2 separate regions of the Homo sapiens genome follow, and region 2 is linked to region 1. Evidence: chromatin loops called from intact Hi-C (ENCODE). Cell type or tissue: heart right ventricle. All regions are shown on one strand. Links, peaks and the distances in the headings refer to the core of each region. The heading gives the core; the rest is flanking DNA. Region 1 has its middle 12 kb from the start of LINC01836. Region 2 holds the start of KISS1R (KISS1 receptor).

Evidence for each region. Peaks named below come from ENCODE experiments on the same cell type or tissue, not always from the same donor. Only the 100,000 strongest peaks of a DNase experiment are listed, where the experiment ranks them.
Region 2: it touches region 1 in a loop (6-fold over the local background); 98 of 110 quality-filtered maps call a loop at or near these places.

Annotation. Positions count from the first base shown.
Region 1 is chr19:768,093-773,451 of GRCh38, reverse strand. No RefSeq gene overlaps it. Among named protein-coding and RNA genes, the nearest start is that of LINC01836, 12 kb to the left of the region's middle. In heart right ventricle, for the core only: CTCF peaks have their summits at 2,030 and 3,026 (motif pointing left); a DNase peak (open chromatin) is centred at 3,001.
Region 2 is chr19:915,372-920,730 of GRCh38, reverse strand. It overlaps KISS1R (KISS1 receptor), which reads right to left and starts at 3,398. Exons shown (of 5, transcript NM_032551.5): 1 at 2,985-3,398; 2 at 2,063-2,187; 3 at 1,106-1,241; 4 at 625-857; 5 at 1-441. The coding sequence starts at 3,228. RefSeq lists silencers at 123-192, 423-812, 2,818-3,017, 3,418-3,507, 3,518-3,657 and enhancers at 1-883, 884-1,824. In heart right ventricle, for the core only: a CTCF peak has its summit at 2,899; no DNase peak of the experiment used is centred there; H3K4me3 peaks cover 1,854 bases; H3K27me3 peaks cover 4,232 bases.

The DNA of each region.
Region 1 (5,359 bases), core at 79-5,078:
CCCACCCCCTCTCCGGTGAGAGGCTGAGCACAGAGAGGTGGAGAAACTCACCCATAGCACCGAGGCCATCAGGGGACAGCCTGAGCTCTAACCTGCATCCAGGGGCCCTGGAGCTGGTCTCTCCCTGGCAGATCCCCAGAGCCGGCGCTATGCTTTAGGAGCCAGGAGCCAGTCCTCAAGCTCTTCAGGACTGTCCGGCCCCCAGCTGGCCATGCCTCGCTGCTCCTCACGGGCTGCCGGGCAGGAAACCAGAGCTCTGTTCTCGGATAGGGCAGGAGGCTGAGGCCAGGTGGGTGGGGCACCCAGCCCCTCACTCCCAGGCAGCCCCCTTCTCCATCCCTCTATCCCGCCAGCATTTGCTCCACACCTGCCCCGTGCGGGACTGGGGCTGGGCACAGCCTCTGGTGGCCTCATTTGGCTTGGGGTTGGTGTCCTGGGGACCCTGACTGGGGGGCCCTCCTGCTTGCCTGCACAGCCGGAAGTCTGAATCTAGGCCCCACGGGCCCCTTCTCTGGTTGAGACTCCATCAGCTGCGCAATCCAGTTTCCTCAGGCGGCTCCCTCTGGGCCTCAGTTTGCTGGTCTGTGAAATGGGAATAATAAACATTTTTTGCTGGGTGCAGTGACTCACACCTGTAATCCCAGCACTTTGGGAGGGTGAGGCGGGCAGATCACCTGCAGTCAGGAGTTCGAGACCACCCTGGCCAACATGGCGAAACTCTGTCTCTACTAAAAATACAAAATTAGCCGGGTGTGGTGGCATGTGCCTGTAATCCCAGCTACTCAGGAGGCTGAAGCAGGAGAATTGCTTGAACCCAGGAGGTGGAGGTTGCAGTGAGCCGAGATCTCACCACTGCACTCTAGCCTGTGCGACAGAGCAAGACTCCATTTCAAAAAAAAAAAAAAAATGAGCCCATGATTTTGTTCTCTCCCCTGGTCACCCTAAGTAGAGATGGAGTCTCTCTACGTTGGCCAGGCTAGTCTCCAACTCCTGAGCTCAAGTGAGCCTCCTGCCTCAGCCTCCAGAAGTGCTAGGATCACAGGCATGAGCCACTGAGCCCTGCCCAGCTATTTATTCTGCCATATTTACTGAGCAACAGCTGTGTGATGAGGGGAGCGTTCACCAAAGCCTTGAAAGAAGTGAAGAAATGAACCCAGTGGGTACCTAGGGAAGGGAAACCAGGCAGAGGACATGGCCGTGCAAAGGCCCTGGGGCCGGACCTCACCTGGGGAGGCAAAGGCCCTGGGGCAGGACCCCGCCTGGCAAGTTGGAGGAACAGGGAGGAGGCCCGTGTGGCTGGAGCAGAGGAAGGGGGGAGACAGGGAGGAGGGAGAGTAGAGAGGGGACTGGGCAGAGGAGGGGGAGACAGGGAGGAGGGAGAGGAGAGAGGGGACTGGGCAGAGGGGGAGACAGGGAAGAGGGAGAGGAGAGAGGGGACTGGGCAGAGGAGGAGGGGGAGACAGGGAGGAGGGAGGGGGAGACAGGGAGGAAGGAGAGGAGAGGGGACTGGGCAGAGGAGGAGGGAGAGACAGGGAGGAGGGAGAGGAGAGAGGGGACTGGGCAGAGGAGGAGGGGGAGACAGGGAGGAGGGAGGGGGAGACAGGGAGGAAGGAGAGGAGAGGGGACTGGGCAGAGGAGGAGGGGGAGACAGGGAGGAGGGAGAGGAGAGAGGGGACTGGGTAGAGGAGGAGGGGGAGAAAGGGAGGAGGGAGAGGAGAGAGGGGACTGGGTAGAGGAGGAGGGGGAGATAGGGAGGAGGGAGAGGAGAGAGGGGACTGGGTAGAGGAGGAGGGGGAGATAGGGAGGGAGGAGGGAGAGGAGAGAGGGAGGAGGGAGAGGAGAGAGGGGACTGGGCAGAGGAGGAGGGGGAGACAGGGAGGAGGGAGAGTAGACAGAGGAGGGAGAGGAGAGAGGGGACTGGGCAGAGCCTTGTGGGCTGCACGGAGGACTTGGGCTTCTACCCAGAGGGAAATGGGAGCCATGGAGGGCTGTGGGCAGAGCAGGGACACCCCCAGTCAGCCTCACAGGCGCCCTCTGGCTGCTGTGGAAGAGCCACCGCACTCGGCCACTTCCGGCTAATTTTATTTATTTATTTTTATTTTTATTTTTGAGACGGAGTCTCACTCTGTCGCCCAGGCTGGAGTGCAGTGGCTCGATCTCGGCTCACTGCAAGCTCCGCCTCCTCCCAGGTTCAAGTGATTCTCCTGCCTCAGCCTCCTGAGTAGCTGGGACTACAGGTGCCCCCCACCACACCCGGCTAATTTTTTTGTATTTTTAGTAGAGACAGGGTTTCACCTTGTTAGCCAGGATGGTCTCAATCTCCTGACCTCGTGATCCGAGGGCCTCGGCCTCCCAAAGTGCTGGGATTACAGGTGTGAGCCACCGCGCCCGGCCCTGCGGGCTCTGTTTTCAACCTCTAAATAGTTGGTCAGGGCTGGGCTCGATGGCTCACACCAGTAATCCCAGCACTTTGTGGGGATGAGGCAGGAGGATCACTTGAGGAGTTCAAGACCAGCTTGGGAAACATGGTGAGAACCCCATCTCTACAAATAATTTTTTTTTAGATGGAGTCTCACTCTGTCATCTCTACAAATAATTTTTTTTTTTAGATGGAGTCTTCCTCTGTCACCCAGGCTGGAGTGCAATGGCTCAATCTCAGCTCACTGCAACCTCCACCTCCCAGGTTCAAGCAATTCTCCTGCCTCAGCTTCCTGAGTAGCTGGGATTACAGGTGAACGCCATCACACCCGGCTATTTTTTTTTTTTTTTTTAAGTAGAGACGGGGTTTTGCCACGTTGGCCAGGCTGGTCTTGAACTCCTGACCTCAAGTGATCCACCCGTCTTGGCCTCCCGAAGTGCTGGGATTACAGGCGTGAGCCACCGCGCCCGGCCCTGTCCAGGCTTTCAAGGAGCACTAAGCAAACACCATCCGGTTACGGGAATGAGAAGGTGAGAGTGGCGGCAGGTGCGTTTTCTCCCTGGCGGGGCGAGGGCCGCGGCTGCATCCTTGGTGTTTGCCGCCCTCTGGTGGCAGCGTGCATCGGCTCCTCTCCGGCTCACACCAGAAAGTCACATGGAAGTCATTGTCTGGTGACAATTCGTTAATTTACTTGGTCAGAACCAACATTCATTCTTTTTTTTTTTTTTTTTTTTTTTTGAGACGGAGTCTCGCTCTGTCGCCCAGGCTGGAGTGCAGTGGCGCGATCTCGGCTCACTGCAAGCTCCACCTCCTGGGTTCACCCCACTCTCCTGCGTCAGCCTCCCGAGTAGCTGGGATTACAGGCGCCCACCACCACGCCCGGCTAATTGTTTGTATTTTTAGTAGAGACGGAGTTTCACCATGTTAGCCAGGATGGTCTTGATCTCCTGACCTCGTGATCCGCCCGCCTCGGCCTCCCAGAGTGCTGGGATTACAGGCGTGAGCCACCGCACCTGGCCTCAACATTCATTCTTATTCCTCACTGATTTTCACCAGGTGCCCGGTGACCCTCATGACGTCCCCCAGGGCAGGGATGTCAATGTGGCGACTTCACTTACAGATAAGGACACTGAGGCTGGGAGAGGGGTAGGCCTTGCCCAGGGTCCCTCAGGGGCATGTGGCAGAGCTGGGAATCTGTCCTGGGCTTGGAGCCTGAGCTCCCAACACCGAAGGAACCTGAGGATGCTGTGTGGCACCTGGAACCAGCTGAGCCTGAAGCTGGCCCTACATTGATGTTTCAGTTACGGGAACCCATAAAGCCTAGTTTTGCCAAAGTCAGTCTGAGTTATGTTTGCTTGTGTCCTCTCCTAAATCTCTTTATTTTATTTATTTATTTATTTATTTATTTTTGAGACGAAGTCTTGCTCTGTTGCCCAGGCCGGAGTGTAGTGGCGCGATCTCAGCTCACTGCAACCTCCATCTCCCGGGTTTAAGTGATTCTCGTGTCTCAGCCTCCTGAGTAGCTGGGACTAGGCACGCGCTACCACGCCTGGCTAATTTTTTTTATTTTTATTTATTTTTTATTTATTTATTTTTATTTTTTGAGATGGAGTCTCGCTCTTGTTGCCCAGCCTGGAGTGCAATGGTGCGATCTCGGCTTACCACGATCTTTGCCTCCTGGGTTCAAGTGATTCTCCTGCCTCAGCCTCCCGAGTAGCTGGGATTACAGACACCTGCCACCACGCCCAGCTAATTTTTTGTATTTCCTAGAGACAGGGTTTCACCATGTTGGTCACGCTGGTCTCAAACTCCTGACCTCAGGTGATCCACCTCCTGCCTCAGCTTCCCAAAATGCCAGGATTACAGGCATGAGCTACCATGCCTGGCCCCTGCAGGGTTAATTAAAATGGAGTTGAGGCCAGGTGCAGTGTCTCACGCCTGTAACCCCAGCACTTTGGGAGGCTGAGGCGGGTGGATCATCTGAGGTCTGGAGTTCCAGACCATCCTGCCCAACATGGAGAAACCCCGTCTCTACTAAAAATACAAAAATTAGCCAGGCGTGGTGGTGGGTGCCTGTAATCCCAGTTACTCCGGGGGTTGAGGCAGGAGAATCGCTTGAACCCAGGAGGCAGAGGTTGTGGTGAGCTGAGATTGCGCCGCTGCACTCCAGCCTGGGCAACAGCGTGAGACTCTGTCTCAAAAAACCAAACAAACAAAAAAGAGAATTCTCCTCCTTTCCCTGGCATATCATGATACACTGAGCCAGGAGGAAACCAGGAAAGAATATGAACTCCCTCCTGCTAGCAGCGAGCGCCAGCGGACAGTTTTGCCCGCCCCAAAGGCCTCTGTGATTGCTGTGATGTCCGCAGACCTTCCAGACACGCTCTCCCGCCCCTGGAAATTTCACTAGGAATTCGTCTAAACCTCTCACAGAGTAACTTCTGGAATGTGTCTGCTCAGCAGGCAGAATTCTGTCTGATTTTCCAAGGGGCTGACTCATTACAGGAATTAAACTAAATCTTTTTTTTTGAGCACAGTCTTGCTCTGTCGCCCAGGCTGGAGTGCCGTGGCGCGATCTTGGCTCACTGCAACCTCCGCCTCTCGGGTTCAAGCGATTCTCCTGCCTCAGCCTCCCGAGTAATTGGGATTACAGGTGCGCACCACTGCGCCCGGCTAATTTTTGTATTTTTAGTAGAGACAGGGTTTCACCACATTGGCCAGGCTGGTCTCGATCTCCTGACCTTGTGATCCGCCCGCCTCGGCCTCCCAAAATGGTGGGATTACAGGTGTGAGTGACTGTGCCCGGCAAACTAAATCTTAAAAAAACAGGACAGAATAGGCCGGGCGAGGTGGCTCACGCCTGTAATCCCAGCACTTTGGGAGGCTGAGGCAAGTGGATCACCTGGAGTCAGGAGTTCGAGACCAGCCTGGCCAATATGG
Region 2 (5,359 bases), core at 242-5,241, 150 kb before region 1:
CTCCCCCAGGACGCACAGCCCGCGCGCGGCCAGCCCACTGCTCCCTGGCTTCTGCGCCCTGGCGGGGGCCGGGTGGGACCCCAGGCGGAGCAGCTCCGCGTGTGGGGCTGCGGGGTCCGAGGGTCCGGGCCGGCGGGGGCGGCGGGGGCGGCGCGGCGCGCAGGGGCAGACGCGGCGGAAGGCCTGTCGGAAGTGCGAGCCCAGGAAGGCGTAGAGCAGCGGGTTCAGCGCGGAGTTGCTGTAGGACATGCAGTGAGCCCAGGTCTTAAGCGCGTAGGCGGCGTAGCTGCGTGGGTGCCAGGAGCCCGCGGGGCCCAGCGCCTGCAGCACCAGGAACAGCTGGATGGGGCCCCAGCAGGCGGCGAAGAGCAGGACCACGGCCGCCACCAGCCGCGAGACCTTGGCCCGCACGGCGCCTGCGCGCTCTGCCAGCACCTGCCCCTGGGGGGGTGCCGTGAAGGTGGTTAGACGAAAGGCTGGGGCCCGGCTCAGCTCATCCCCTCGCACCGCCCCTCCTGGACCCCTTGGGCTGTCCCTGCCCGCGCAGATGCCCCCACCGGCGCCTCCCACCACGGTGCCTCCCCGCCCGCCCAGCCTTGCTGTCCTCCCACCCACGCCGCGCACCTGCAGGGCGCTATCGGCGGGCGCGGGGCGCACGGCGACCCGGCCCAGGTGGCGCAGCATGGCCGCATAGCAGGCGCAGGTGGCGAGCAGCGGCAGCAGGTACAGCGCCAGCAGGTTGTACAGTGCGAAGGCGCGCTCCAGGGCGCGGCTGGGGAAGGCCTCACTGCAGTAGGCGCGCGGCCCGGGTGACAGGCGGTGCAGGGCGAGCACCGGCGCAGACACCGCCGCAGAGCCTGTGCCACAAGCCAGGATGAAGACCCCGCTCGGGGAACCAGCGGTCCCCCACGTGCCTCCCCGGGAGGCGTTCACCCAGCCACCCTGCAAAGGCCCGGGCGCCCCGTCTGCAGCCTCGCTGGCCCTAGGCAGGCAGAGCTATTGCGCCCATTTTCCAGATGCTGGACCGAGGCGGCAGGTGGCTCCGGGCGCCCAGGGCACTAGGACGTGTCCGCCTTCTCCCGTGAGGCCCCTGAGCTGTACTCACCTACCCAGATGCTGAGGCTGACAGCCAGCGCCAGGCGGGGCGTGCGGCGGTGCAGGGCGCGCAACGGGAACACCGTCACGTACCAGCGGTCCACACTCATGGCGGTCAGAGTGGCACACGTGGCCTGCACCGAGACCTGCGGGAGCCGCCAGCCGGGCGTGTGGCCACCTGCGCGGTTGGGAGCCTGCCCTGTCCGCCCGCCCTGCTGATCCCCCTACGTGTGCGAACACTCAGGCACATACACGGGAAGTGTCCTGGGAGGAGTGTCCAGTGCGGGTTGAGGGGACAGAAGGTGGGGAGACTGGGAGAGGAGGGCAGGAGGATTGGGGAAGTGAGGGAGCCCTTGGGGGGCGGCTGATACCCCGAGTCTGAGACAGGGGGGCTGCGTGGGATGGAGGGACAGGCGGGGCAAGAAGCCTCAGGGCCTCAGTAGCCCTTCCTCACCAGTGACCCGGGTCCCCGTCTGCATCCCTCCCCCATTCCCGCCCCCCACTCCAGTTCTAGGCTGCACCACCGCCCAGCCCCTTCCCGCAAGCTGGGCACCCCAGCCCCTGGTTCTCCTATGCGTTGCCTCGCGCCCCGCCCAAGGTCCGTCCTCCCTTCCCACGTGGGCTCCCCCTCCCCACATGCGCCCGCCCCCCGCTCCGGAGCTCATCCCCTCTCCTCGTCCCCACGTGCGCCTCCTCCCCTCCTGCTCCAGAGTGCACCCCTGCCCCGCCCCACCATGCGCCCCCTCCCCTCCAGCTTCTGAGTGCATCTCCCTCCGTCCCCACGTGCGCTCCCTCCCCTCCTGCTCCGCAGCGCACCCCCCCTCCCCGTCCCCACGTACGATCCCCTCCCCTCCCACTGCGGAGCGCACTCCCGCCTGTCCCCAAGTGCGTCCCCTCCCCTCCCACTGCGGAGCGCACCCCCGCCCGTCCCCAAGTGCGCCCTCTCCCCTCCTGCTCCGGAGCGCACCTGCTGGATGTAGTTGACGAACTTGCACATGAAGTCGCCCAGCACCCAGCCGGGCAGCGGGTACAGCAGGGCCGTGAAGGGGACGCAGCACAGGAGGAAGGTCACGTCCGTGGCCGCCAGGTTGGCTGCGGTGGGGATGCGCGGGCGCTGGGCGTGGGCGCCACTGGCCGCGGGAACCGCCCAGCGCTCCTGGCCCTGACCCCTGGCCCCCACCTTGGTCCGAGTGACCAGCAGGATGGCTCAGGGAGGCCCCCCCCTCCCCCAGCGCCCCTGGCCTCCTCGGGCGGAGAAGTTGGGGCGCCTTCTAGTAATTCCCCCTTACATCTCAAACATTACGCCTCCGGCTCGGATTTCCTGGCCATTCCGGCAGAAATCGGTTCTGCTGGGCCCTGTCCGGGCTGGGGGAGCCTAAGCAGGCCCCTGACCCTCTGAGCCTCAGTTTCCACAACTGCAAACTGGAGACAATGGTGCCGGCCCAGCAGCCACCGACTGGGCTCACAGCTGTGTGTGATAGGGGACCCCAGGACACAAATGCATAAACAGGCTCAGAGAGCCACCGGGGCAGGGGTCGCAAACTAAGGCCCGCGGGCCAAGCCAGCCCCTCCCCCAGCCCTTTGTTCAGCTGACACCGAGCCGTTGGCCCGCGCTGCACCGGGGCGAGCCCCGCGAGTGGCCAGGTCGAGGTTTCCATGTGCCACACTCCCCACCCTCCGGCCCGCCCGGGCCCGCCCGCGCTGGAGTTTGCGACCTCTAGCCTCAGGTGCAGGGACCACAGGGAAAAGATTCGAGGTTGGGGGGGACCCCTGCAGGGGACAGAGCCGGGTCCGAGAGGGCCCCGATGCGTCGCGAGAGGGCGCCCCAGGCCGCTCGGCCCTCGGAGCCCCCGGGACGGCAGCAGGTGCGGCGCAGCGCCCGCACTCACCGATGTAGAAGTTGGTCACGGTCCGCATCGGCTTGTGGCGGCAGATGACGTAGATGACCAGCGAGTTCCCCACCAGGCCCAGCAGCATCAGCGCCGCGAAGAAGAGCGGCACGAGCCAGGCGTCCACGGCCCGCGGCGAAGGGACTGGGCCGTCCGAGGCGTTGGCGCCACAGCCCGGGCAGCCGGAGGCGTTGGCCGGTGCCCCCCAGGACGCGTTGGGTCCGGACGTAGCCACGGTGTGCATGGCCGCGCGCACCTCCTCCTCCCGGCCGCCCTCCAGGATTGCGCCCTGGCACCGCCCCGGGGACCCCTCCGCCCGACCGCCCGGGGGCTGCGCCTGTGGAACTCAGGAAGGGGCTCGGCTGGGGTCCGCAGGGTCCAGAGGGCAGCTGTGCTGGGCTCGGCGGCTCCTCTGCCGGCGCCGCTGCGGCCGAGCGTTTATAGCCCGTGCCCCCCTCCCCTGGCCTTGCCTTCCCGCCTCTCCGGCAGCCGCTCGCCACTCCCTCCCCTGCCCACGCGCCCTCTATTCACCCAGCGGCAACCCCCCTATTCCCTCCTCCCGGTGCAAGGTCGGAGTGAGAGCGCGGGAGGGGGCTGGAGGGGGCGGAGCAGGCAGGGGGTGGGCCGCGTGGAGGCCGCTGTGGACCTGGAAGGACCGACCTTAACCAGCGAGTAGACGCTCAGCCCGGACTAGGAGCCCAGCCAAGGCGCGAACTCTAAGGCCTGTGAATATGGGAAGGGCTTTGACCCTCGTAGGGGCTGGGGCTCCAGGGGGTGGGCCCAGCCTGGCGGGGAGGCCAGCCCTCAGCGGAGACCCTGAGTGAGGATAGCTTGGGTTTGTCCCCAGGACCCTGGAGAGCCATGGAAAGTTCAGGGCAGGTGAGGGACGTCCCCGATCTGGTGGTTTGGGACTGAATGTGTCCCACATGACTGACAAGGGGTGTCTGATACCCGCAGGGACACTAGCAGCGGGAACCAGGTGGAGGGCACCTTGCAAACGCCACAGCCTCATTATTATTATTATTATTACTGATTTATGTATTTATTTATTTTTTTGAGACAGAGTTTCGCTCAGGTCGCCCAGGCTGGAGTGCAGTGGCTCCATCTCGGCTCACTGCAAGCTCCGCCTCCCTGGTTCACGCCATTCTCCTGCCTCAGCCTCCCTAGTAGCTGGGACTACAGGCGCCCGCCACCTCGCCCGGCTAATTTTTTGTACTTTTAGTAGAGTCAGGGTTTCACCGTGTTAGCCAGGATGGTCTTGATCTCCTGACCTCGTGATCCACCCTCCTCGGCCTCCCAAAGTGGTGGATTAGAGGCGTCAGCCACCGCGCCCGGCCTTTTATTATCATTATTGAGACAGGGTGTCGCTCTGTTGCCTAGGCTGGAGTGCAGTGGCATGATCTCGGCTCAAAGCAACCTCCGCCTCCCGGGTTCAAGCAATTCTCCTGCCTCAGCCTCCCGAGTAGCTGGGATTACAGGTGCCTGCCACCATGCCCGGGTAATTTTTGTATTTTTAGTAGAGACCAGGTTTCACCACGTTGGCCAGGCTGGTCTCGAACTCCTGACCTCAGGTGATCCACCCTCCTCGGCCTCCCAACGTGCTGGGATTACAGGCGTGAGCCACTGCTCCCGGTCCAGCTAATTTATTTTTAAATTTTTTATTTTTTATTTTTTTGCAAATAAAGTTTTTTTTTTAATTTTATTTATTATTTTATTTTATTATTATTATACTTTAAGTTTTAGGGTACATGTGCACAATGTGCAGGTTAGTTACATATGTATACATGTGCCATGCTGGTGTGCTGCACCCATTAACTCGTCATTTAGCATTAGGTATATCTCCTAAGGCTATCCCTCCCCCCTCCCCCCTTAAATTTTTTTGTAGAGACAAGATCTCACTAGGTTGCCCAGGCTTGTCTTGAACTCCTGAGCTCAAGCAGTCCTCCTGCCTCAGCCTCCCAAAGTGCTGGGATGACAAGCATGAGCCACCCAGCCTGGTCAGCACAACCTTGACTCCATAATCCCACAGCTGGAAGTGTACCCCAGGATGACATCCAGGAGGTTCCCCCAAAGTCCATCCTGCAACAGAGTCCAAGACATTTGGTCATCATGGAGTAATACACAGCGAAGAAAAAGGTGCTTCCATTTGCATAAAAAAAGACAAAAAAGGGAGGAAAAAAAATGAATAGGCCGGGCACAGTGGCTCATGCCTGTAATCCCAGCACATTGGGAGGCCGAGGCAGGTGGATCACTTGAGGTCAGGAGTTCCAGACCAGCCTGGCCAACGTGGTGAAACCTGGTCTCTACTAAAAATACAGAAATTACCCGGGCTTGGTGGAGGGTGCCTGTAATCCCAGCTACTTGGGAGGCTGAGG